2 separate regions of the Homo sapiens genome follow, and region 1 is linked to region 2. Evidence: chromatin contacts called from ENCODE Hi-C or POLR2A ChIA-PET data. All regions are on one chromosome and are shown on one strand. The core of a region is the stretch at or near the end of the contact, and the rest is flanking DNA. Distances in the headings are between cores, read along the strand shown. Region 1 holds the start of EDF1 (endothelial differentiation related factor 1). Region 2 holds the start of TUBB4B (tubulin beta 4B class IVb).

What was found. A loop is a pair of places that touch in the nucleus more often than their neighbours do. ChIA-PET counts read pairs that join two places held with the same protein, here RNA polymerase II (POLR2A). Pooled maps may share reads with other maps.
Region 1: a loop to region 2 is called in a pooled map, with 6 times the contacts of the local background. The contact joins the promoter of EDF1 here to the promoter of TUBB4B in region 2. A Hi-C loop is called at or near these places in 1 of 168 maps with a recorded cell type or tissue (mesothelial cell of epicardium) and 5 of 50 pooled maps. POLR2A ChIA-PET finds 5 or more read pairs at or near these places in 2 of 52 experiments (GM12878 and activated naive CD8-positive, alpha-beta T cell).

The regions. Positions count from the first base shown.
Region 1 is chr9:136,865,058-136,869,415 of GRCh38, forward strand. It overlaps EDF1 (endothelial differentiation related factor 1), which reads right to left and starts at 1,251. Exons shown (of 5, transcript NM_003792.4): 1 at 1,124-1,251. The coding sequence starts at 1,201. RefSeq lists silencers at 953-1,142, 1,243-1,552.
Region 2 is chr9:137,238,451-137,242,984 of GRCh38, forward strand. It overlaps TUBB4B (tubulin beta 4B class IVb), which reads left to right and starts at 2,837. Exons shown (of 4, transcript NM_006088.6): 1 at 2,837-2,967; 2 at 3,271-3,379; 3 at 3,461-3,571; 4 at 4,046-4,534. The coding sequence starts at 2,911. RefSeq lists silencers at 1,862-2,681, 3,012-3,241.

The sequences.
Region 1 (4,358 bases), core at 1-2,500, 370 kb before region 2:
ATTTGGTTTTGACTGTGCAACCAGTAAGGGTAGGGCAGACCAATGAATCCCTGTCACCAGAGCCCCAGCGCATCCTGGCCCAACTGGCCTCAAAGGCTTCAGCCCTAGGCCACCTGAGGGTACGAATGAGGCAGAGGCGGTGACTAAACTGTCCTCCCTATTACATCAGACTCACAACTGACCCTCGGATCCATCAGCCACATTGGTAATCTCCTTCCACAAGTACTGTTCAGGGCACGCCCATCTTCCACCTGTGCAACAGGGTCCACCTGCTCATGGGGTCCCCTGAAGCAGGCACTCTCTACAGCCTGTGATGCACCCAGGCAGGCTCCCTGGGCAGTATCTGACCAGCGGAGACCAGTAGAACCAAGCAGGTCCCAGGCAGAGAGAAAACTCTCAGGGAGGAGCCTACCCCCTGTCCCCAGCTCCCACTCAGGTCACTAACCTCTGCCCCGTCACCCAGTCTCCCGCCCCAGGCCCTCAACTGCTGTCCAATGGCCCCCAGCCCTATCCCAACCCCAATTCCCCACCTTCATCGCTGGTTCCTGCTGCTTGCCCCAGTCCCCACCCCTGTCCTAAGCCCTGTACCCCACTCTACCCTGTTCTTCCAAGCCCTGTCCCCATCTCCATCCCTGCCCCCGTTCCCAGTGCCCACCCTGGTTCTCTGTCCCCTATCCTCACACAAGGCCCCCAGCCTTGTCCCCGTCCCCGTCCCCACCTCCTGCCTCTGTCCTCACACCTGTCCCCACCAACAGTCCCTGCCCCTATCCCCTCCCCGCCCCACCCTGGCACTGGTCCCGGCCCTATCGCCTGCCCCTTGCCCCGTCCGGTTCCCTGCTCCTCTCCTCCTCCAGTCGCCCGCCCCCTGCCTCCTGGGTCCGTCCATCCCCTCCTGGGTCCGCCCCCCACCTTCCCACCCCTGTCCTGGCCCGGTCCTCCTACCCCTGCGATTCGCCCCGCCCTTCGAACCCCGTCCTGCCCCCGGCACCCCAGCCTTGTCCCCGTCCCCTGCGCCCTGTCCCAGGCCCCGCCTGCCCTTCCCCGAGCCCCCTGCCCCACGGTCCGTGGCCCCGGCCCAGCGTCCGCCCCGCCCGGCCCGGCCGCTCCTCAGTCAGCAAAGCACCTGCTTGGATTTGGCCTGGGCGGCCGTAGGGCCCTTCTTGCGCAGCACCGTCACCGTGTCCCAGTCGCTCTCGGCCATGGCGGGCGAAGACGAGCGTCCGTCCGGCGGCTCAGCGGCAGCTGCTAGAGACCTGGCGCGGCGACGCTACGTCCCCTCGGCACCTCCCCGCTTTCGGCGTCCCATTGGCTGGCTGCACGCGGGGGGCGGGCACTTCCCGTGCTCGGGGCCATTCGGCGTTCGGCTCGTCTGAGGGACGTCGTGGCCGGGCGCCGGCGACGTAGGGAAGGCGACGTCGGGGCCTGGCCTGGCCTGGCGAGGCGCGGTAGCCGCTGGGGCTGCAGGTCGGGAGGACCCCGGAGCCCGGGCCCCGCGGCCTCCGAGCACACGCGGGCGGCGGCTGCGCCCCGACGCGCAGCCCCCGTGCCTCCCCGGGCCCCGCACCCCGGCCGGGCCACGCGGGCGGAGGGGGCGCGGGGTCTCCGCTCTAGCCGTGCGGCCGCCCCCCTTTGTTTTGCCGCCTGCGCGGCTGGGACCTGCGCTCGAGGACCAGGGCCGTGGGGCCCGAAACGCAGCGTGGGGTGGGACACTTTTTTTTTTTTAACTTTTATTTTTTGAGATGGAGTCTTGCTCTATCGCCCAGGCTGGGTGCCGTGGCGCGATCTCGGCTCACTCCGTCTCCCGGGTTCATGCCATTCTCCTGCCTCAGCCTCCCGAGTACCTGGGACTACAGGCGCCAGCCACCACGCCCGGCTAATTTATTTATTTTATTTTATTTTATTTTTAGTAGAGACGGGCCAGGATGGTCTCGATCTCCTGATCTCGTGATCCGCAGGTGGGACTCTTTAAGAAAAAGAACGCAAGCCGGGCACGGTGGTTCACGCCTGTAGTCCCAGAACTTTGGGAGGCCGAGGCGGGCGTATCACCTGAGGTCGGGAGTTCGAGACCAGCCTGACCAACATGGAGAAACCCCGTCTCTACTAAAAATACAAAATTAGCCGGACGTGGTGGCGGGCACCTGTAATCTCAGCTACTCGGGGAGGCTGAGGCAGAAGAATCAGTTGAACCCGGGAGGCGGAGGTTGCGGTGAGCCGAGATCGCGCTATTGCACTCCAGCCTGGGCAACAAGAATGAAACTGCGTTTCAAAAAAAAAGAAAAAGAATGGAAAACTGTGAAAACATCGGTTGCAAAAATGAATGGTTTTGCATGATGTTTATTTTCTGTAATGTATAAAGTGTATATGTTATATGACAATAATTCTGTAATACCCTATTTTCCAGCCGTTTTGTATAATGAGAAAGGTCATTATACATTATCATTGAACAACTTTTTTAGGATTTTTATTTTTATAGACAGGGTCTCACTCTGTGGCCCACGCTGGAGCACAACATTGAGATCTCAGCTCACTGCAGCCTCGACGTCCTGCGCTCAAGCGATGGGACTATAGGCGCGGCCCCCACGCCTGGCTAATTTTTGTATTTTGTGGGGTAGAGATGGGGTCTCCGTGCCGCCCTGGCTCGTCGGTCTGGAACTCCTGAGCTCGCGTGATCCTCCCGCCTCGGCCTCCCAAAGCCTGGGATTACAGGCTTGAGCCACCGCAGGCCCTAATCATAGTATTGACTTCCGGGCTTTGAATAGATGCTCCACAAACAAGGAACCTGATAAATGCAGTCTCCATCCAAAAAGAAAACATACATAAATGCTGTATTAAATTGGAAATGCTGCATTAGCAAATGCACTCCGCGGAGGAGACAACTGTAATTCTAACCAGGCAGTGGGAAGTTGAGTCTTCTGCTTACCGTTTTTCACACCGGATGATTGGAAGAACCTTGGGGACACACTGATGGCTCCGTCCATACAAACCTTGCTTCTCTGTTTCCCGCCGACTTCCAGCACCAAGCTCCGTTCGGCTAAGGACTCAACAGCCTCAGCCGGCCAGCAAGGATGTGCTTCCACTGAATGAAAATAATCTCTTGTGGCCGGGCGCAGTGGCTCACTTCTGTAATCCCAGCACTTTGGAAGGCCGAGGCGGATGGATCACGAGGTTGAGAGATCGAGATCATCCTGGCCAACACGGTGAAACCCTGTCTCTATTAAAAATACAAAAATCAGCTGGGCATGGTGGTGCGTGCCTGTAGTCCCAGCTACTCAGGAGGCTGAGGCAGGAGAATTGCTTGAACCGGGAGGCGGAGGTTGCAGTGAGTCGACGACACCGCACCATTGCACTCCAGCCTAGGGACAGAGCAAGACTCTGCTGTCTCAGAAAAACAAAAAAAAGAAAGAAAGAAAAAGAAAATATCCCATAAACTCTGACTGGATGTATCTCCACTCAAGTCCCCCTTTGTTGTGTGCCAAAAATGCTTATCGTCACTCCAGTGCCACCAGCCCCCAGGAAGATTGTGATGAAGGTGGAGTTGGCCTGGAAAGAGGCAGCCTTGTTAACACTGCAGTTCAGGCCTCCTAACATGACAAACTTAACCAACACCTGATCTCATGAACGCATTGGGAGGCCCTTTTCAGAGCCTGGGAGACCCATGCAAGTGGGGCTCAGCTAGCTCCGTAGTGAGCCTGGGCTGAGAGAGAGGGGACAGCTACATCTAGCTGTCCTCTGCAGGTGTCCACCAAGACAGCCGTTGTCCCATCTGGCCCTCCATCGGGAGTCCAGGCCTGATGCCACAAGTCACTTGTGCCCTGTCCTTGGCACTCCCTGCACCAAGGCATGATGGATACAGGTGTCTGTGTGAGGCTGTCCTCACTGCCCACTCCGTCCCACTCCATCCCACTCCGTCCGTCCCACTCCGGGGTCGTTTGTTTGCACTCCCTCCTATTCCTGGATTCTTCCGACTTCGGGCCCAGAGGAAAGCAGCTGATACAAAGAAGCAGCTTTGGGGGGTCTGGTGAGCCTCTCGTATCTCACTGGAGATGTTGCACCAGTCTGTCTACCAGTTATCCATTTAGCTTCATGCATGGAGAAAAGACAATTCCAAAGACTTCTGGAGAAAAAAAGTCTCTTCATTTCCATCTGCAGATCTTAGTGTCTCTCTGGCATAATTTCCCTCCAGCCTTTCTTCGGTCCTTTTAGTACCATCTGCTGTAGTTTCATCTTTCATTTAACTGAAAATGTCTCTATTTTGCCCTTGTGTTTGAAGGATACACTATTGTATAAACGTCATCCCATTGTCTTCCAACTTCCATCCTTGCCAGTGAGAATCAGTGATCAGTCATTTGTGTCCTGGT
Region 2 (4,534 bases), core at 1,587-4,086:
ACAGGGGTGGCTGCTGTCCTTGTTGGGCTCAGGCCCAGGCTTCAGGGTGTCTACTGCTGTCTTGTCCCCAGCCAGTGTCCACCTCACCAGGGCAATGCAAGGGCAAAGTAGGCAAGCTGGTGCCATGGCGAGCTCTGGGGCTCTCACCTGGGCAGGTGACACCTGTGAAACGGGTGGCACACTGACCTCCCAGCCCTGTGGGCACTGGTCACAGGAAGCAGGGGCCTTTACTGGAGAGGGGTTGGGAGACTCTGACAAGGTGCAGGAATGCCACACACCTCAAAGAGCAGCCTCAGTTGGGCTCTGCACAGTTCACTGAGGAAAAAAACAGAGCTTCTCCTTCTCCCCTTTGTGACAACTCAATGTTATGAGACTCCAACATGTCCCTGACTACTGCCTGGACAGCTGAGCTACTCTGCAGGACCCCAGGATGCCCTGGGCACTAGGAGAAACCTGGGATGGCTGGCAGCAACCTGTGCACCCCTCAGGCCGCTGCAGGACCCCAGTCCCTCTGAGGGTCAAGGCCTGTGTCACAGTGGTCACTGGAAGCCAGGCCCGCCTTCCTGGGCTGATCTGTGGGGGAGGCCACCCTCCTGGACAGGATGGCAAACTGGCAACAGACCCCCGAGGAGTGAGCACAGCTGCAGGCCCTCGCCCCAGAAGGACAATGCTGATCCCCGCGCATGCTCCGGTGCTGCGTGTCCCGAGTTCTGGTATCGCGCATTATGTGGTGAAGACAGAGGTGCAGTCCCTCCAGGAAGAGAGAAATAAATAAGCAGATGTTGTTTCCAACAGCCTCCAATTGGGAGACAGATGCCCAGTGGCCAGAGCACAGGAGACTGTCAGGGCCGACCTGATGGTGTAATTTATTTAAAATGCTACAAAAATACAGCCAGGTGCAGTGGCTCATGCCTGTAATCCCAGCACTTTGGGAGGCCGAGGCGAATGAATCACAAGGTCAGTTCCAGACCAGCCTGGCCAAGATGGTGAAACCCCATCTCTATTAAAAATACAGAAATTAGCCGGGCGTGGTGGCGGGCGCCTGTAATCCCAGCTACTCGGGAGGCTGAGGCAGGAGAATCGCTTGAACCCGGGAGATGGAGGTTGCAGTGAGCCGAGATCATGCCACTGCACTCCAGCCTGAGCGACGGAGCCAGACTCTGTCTCAAAAAAAAAAAAAAAAAAAAATAGCCAGGCGTGGTGGTGCACACCTGTAGTTCCAGCTACTTGGGAAGGTGAGGCAGGCGAATTGCTTGAACCGGGGAGGCAGAGGTTGCAGCGAGCTGAGATTGCGCCACTGCACTCCAGCCTAGGCGACAAGAGCAAAACTCCATCTCAAAAAAAAAAGAAAAAAGCTACAAAAATGTAGAAGGCACGGCGGCTCATTCCCGTAAATCCGAGCACTTGGGGAGGCCGAGGCGGGCGGATCACTTGAGGTCAGGAGTTTCAGACCAGCTTGGCCAACATGGTGAAATCCCATTTCTACCAAAAATACAAAAATTAGCGGCGTGGTGGTGGGTGCCTGCAGTCCCACCTACTGGGGAGGCTGAGGCAGAAGAATCGCTTGAACCTGGGGGGGGGCGGGGAGCCAAGATCGCGCCACTGCACTCCAGCCCGGGAGACAGAGCGAGACTCTGTCTCAGAATAATAAATTAAGTAAAATAAAAATGCTGCAAAAATACAGCCCGTTTGTTTTTAAACAGGCGCAACCACATGTAATTCATTTTAAGTTTCTTTTCCCACCCAAGTAAAAATCAAGTCATAAATTAGGAAAAGCATTAACAGAAGTATGTTTCAGCCCCAGCGCGCTGACCTGTGGTTGGAATACCGGCCCTGGAGCCCGGAGGTCGGGGCCCACCCGCCGAGGGAGGTCTGGGCGCTGTCCTGGTCTCCACGGAGCTCGCGCACTCACGGGGCCGAGGCACCAAGGCGACCGGCGCAGAGCCAGCGCCGTCTCCACAACAGGGCAGGGCGCGCAGCTGCGGGGGAGGCCTCGCCCCTCCGCTCCCCTCCCCTGCCCTCCGCCCCGGCCCTCGGGGCGCGGCGTCCCCCACGTGCTCCCCTCACGCGACCGCGAGGGCAGTGGGCGTGCGGCACCCGGGAGCAGGAAACTCCGTGGCCTCTGCGGCTCTGTGGAGAGCTCCCCTCCACCGCCGCAGCCCCCGAGCCCGTGTATCTTCCTGCCTTTAAGGCATCGCAGCCTCCTCGGCCTGGAGGCCCCGGGCTCGCTCCGTGCGGACCCCGCTCCAGAACCCGCCCAGCGCGCAGATGCCGTGTCCCGGCGCAAGGCCAGAGAGGGCGCAACTCTGGACGTGGGGCCGCCACCGAGCCTGCCCTTCCCGGCTCCCGAAAGGCCCCGGGCTCAGAGCCAAGACTGCGCTTGCCCGAGGCCCGTCGGGCCCGCCCTCCCTCGGCGCCCCCAGCGCAGCTGCCCGCCGCCCGACCGGAAGCCCGCACTCGCGCCTGCGCCCCACCCCGTCCGCGCGCCGGCCGCGGCACTGCGGCGGTTACCAGGACGCTGAAGCAGCGCAGCCAATAGCGCCAGCCTGGCGGCGTGCTCCCGGCAGCCAGCCAATGAGACGGCAAATCAATCATTTGAAACACCCAATGGACGGAGCACTGCGGCGCCAGGAGGGGGATTGTGATAGGGAGATAGGAGGCTGCGGCTGACCAATAAAGACCAAACTGGCTTAAAAAGGCGGACCTTAGGCAGCTTGATTGACGGGGGCAAGGCCAATCAAACGAGGGAGCTTGCCAGCCTCGTTCTGGCAGCCCATTCCGAGACTAGCGGAGGCGGGCAGGGAGGGTATATAAGCGTTGGCGGAGCGTCGGTTGTAGCACTCTGCGCGCCCGCTCTTCTGCTGCTGTTTGTCTACTTCCTCCTGCTTCCCCGCCGCCGCCGCCGCCATCATGAGGGAAATCGTGCACTTGCAGGCCGGGCAGTGCGGCAACCAAATCGGCGCCAAGGTAAGTTGCCGGGGCGCTGGGGCCAGGCGGGCCTGCCGGGCGGTGTGGGCGGGCGGCCGGGGAAGATGGCGGCAGCAGCGGCCGGGCGGCGCCCCCGCATTGCGGCCGCCGGGCCCCCTCCGCGGGGAATTGGCCGAGCCGGGCGACCGAAGCCCCCAGGAACCCGGCGGCCAGGGCGCGCGGGGCGGGGGAGGGGCGGGGAGGGCCGGGCTGCCGCGCCCGTCCGGGGCGGGGCTGCCTCCCTGCGCACCGGCCGCGGTGACTCAGCCCCGGCCCGCCCGGGCCCGCCCGCGTCCCTTGTAGTTTTGGGAGGTGATCAGCGATGAGCACGGCATCGACCCCACGGGCACCTACCACGGGGACAGCGACCTGCAGCTGGAACGCATCAACGTGTACTACAATGAGGCCACCGGTGAGGCCCCGGCCCCTTCCCCGACCGCCCTCCGGGGACCCCGCGGCCCCTGCCTTGGCTGACGCCCTCCCGTCCCCGCAGGCGGCAAGTACGTGCCCCGCGCCGTGCTCGTGGATCTGGAGCCCGGCACCATGGACTCCGTGCGCTCGGGGCCCTTCGGGCAGATCTTCCGGCCGGACAACTTCGTTTTCGGTGAGCCGTGGCTGGGGACTGGGCGGCGGCTCAAAGGTCAAGGGGCTGCTCCAAGGGCACCGCCGTGGGAACTGCGCAGCCGGGGCCCCTGGACGCCCTCCTCTTCTCTGAGCCACTCAATCCCCTCTACTAAATCGGCTTTGGGAGCAAGGTCCAGCTGTCTGCCGAGGCGAGGAGCCGCCACACACGTAATCTCCCTGCAGGGAGCTGAGCTGGGGCAGTGGCTGTTCCTCTGTCCTTGGGAATTGGCAGTGGCCCCCCCGGGGAGGGGTTTGTTAAGCTGTCAGGTTTGGCCCCTGACTTAATTCGTAGCAGGGCAGGCTGCCGTCTTTTGGCTTTGAAGGGTCCGTTTGCTCTACCTCCAGGGTGAATTCTGTGGTCAGCTCACACCATGTCACTCGGCTTTTTTCGCATGGCGGTGACCAGTAGTGCTGTCTACCTGGCTGACAAATGATTAGCTGTGTTCTCTCACAGGTCAGAGTGGTGCTGGGAACAACTGGGCCAAGGGGCACTACACAGAAGGCGCGGAGCTGGTGGACTCGGTGCTGGATGTTGTGAGAAAGGAGGCTGAGAGCTGTGACTGCCTGCAGGGTTTCCAGCTGACCCACTCCCTGGGTGGGGGGACTGGGTCTGGGATGGGTACCCTCCTCATCAGCAAGATCCGGGAGGAGTACCCAGACAGGATCATGAACACGTTTAGTGTGGTGCCTTCGCCCAAAGTGTCAGACACAGTGGTGGAGCCCTACAACGCCACCCTCTCAGTCCACCAGCTCGTAGAAAACACAGACGAGACCTACTGCATTGATAACGAAGCTCTCTACGACATTTGCTTCAGAACCCTAAAGCTGACCACGCCCACCTATGGTGACCTGAACCACCTGGTGTCTGCTACCATGAGTGGGGTCACCACCTGCCTGCGCTTCCCAGGCCAGCTCAATGCTGACCTGCGGAAGCTGGCTGTGA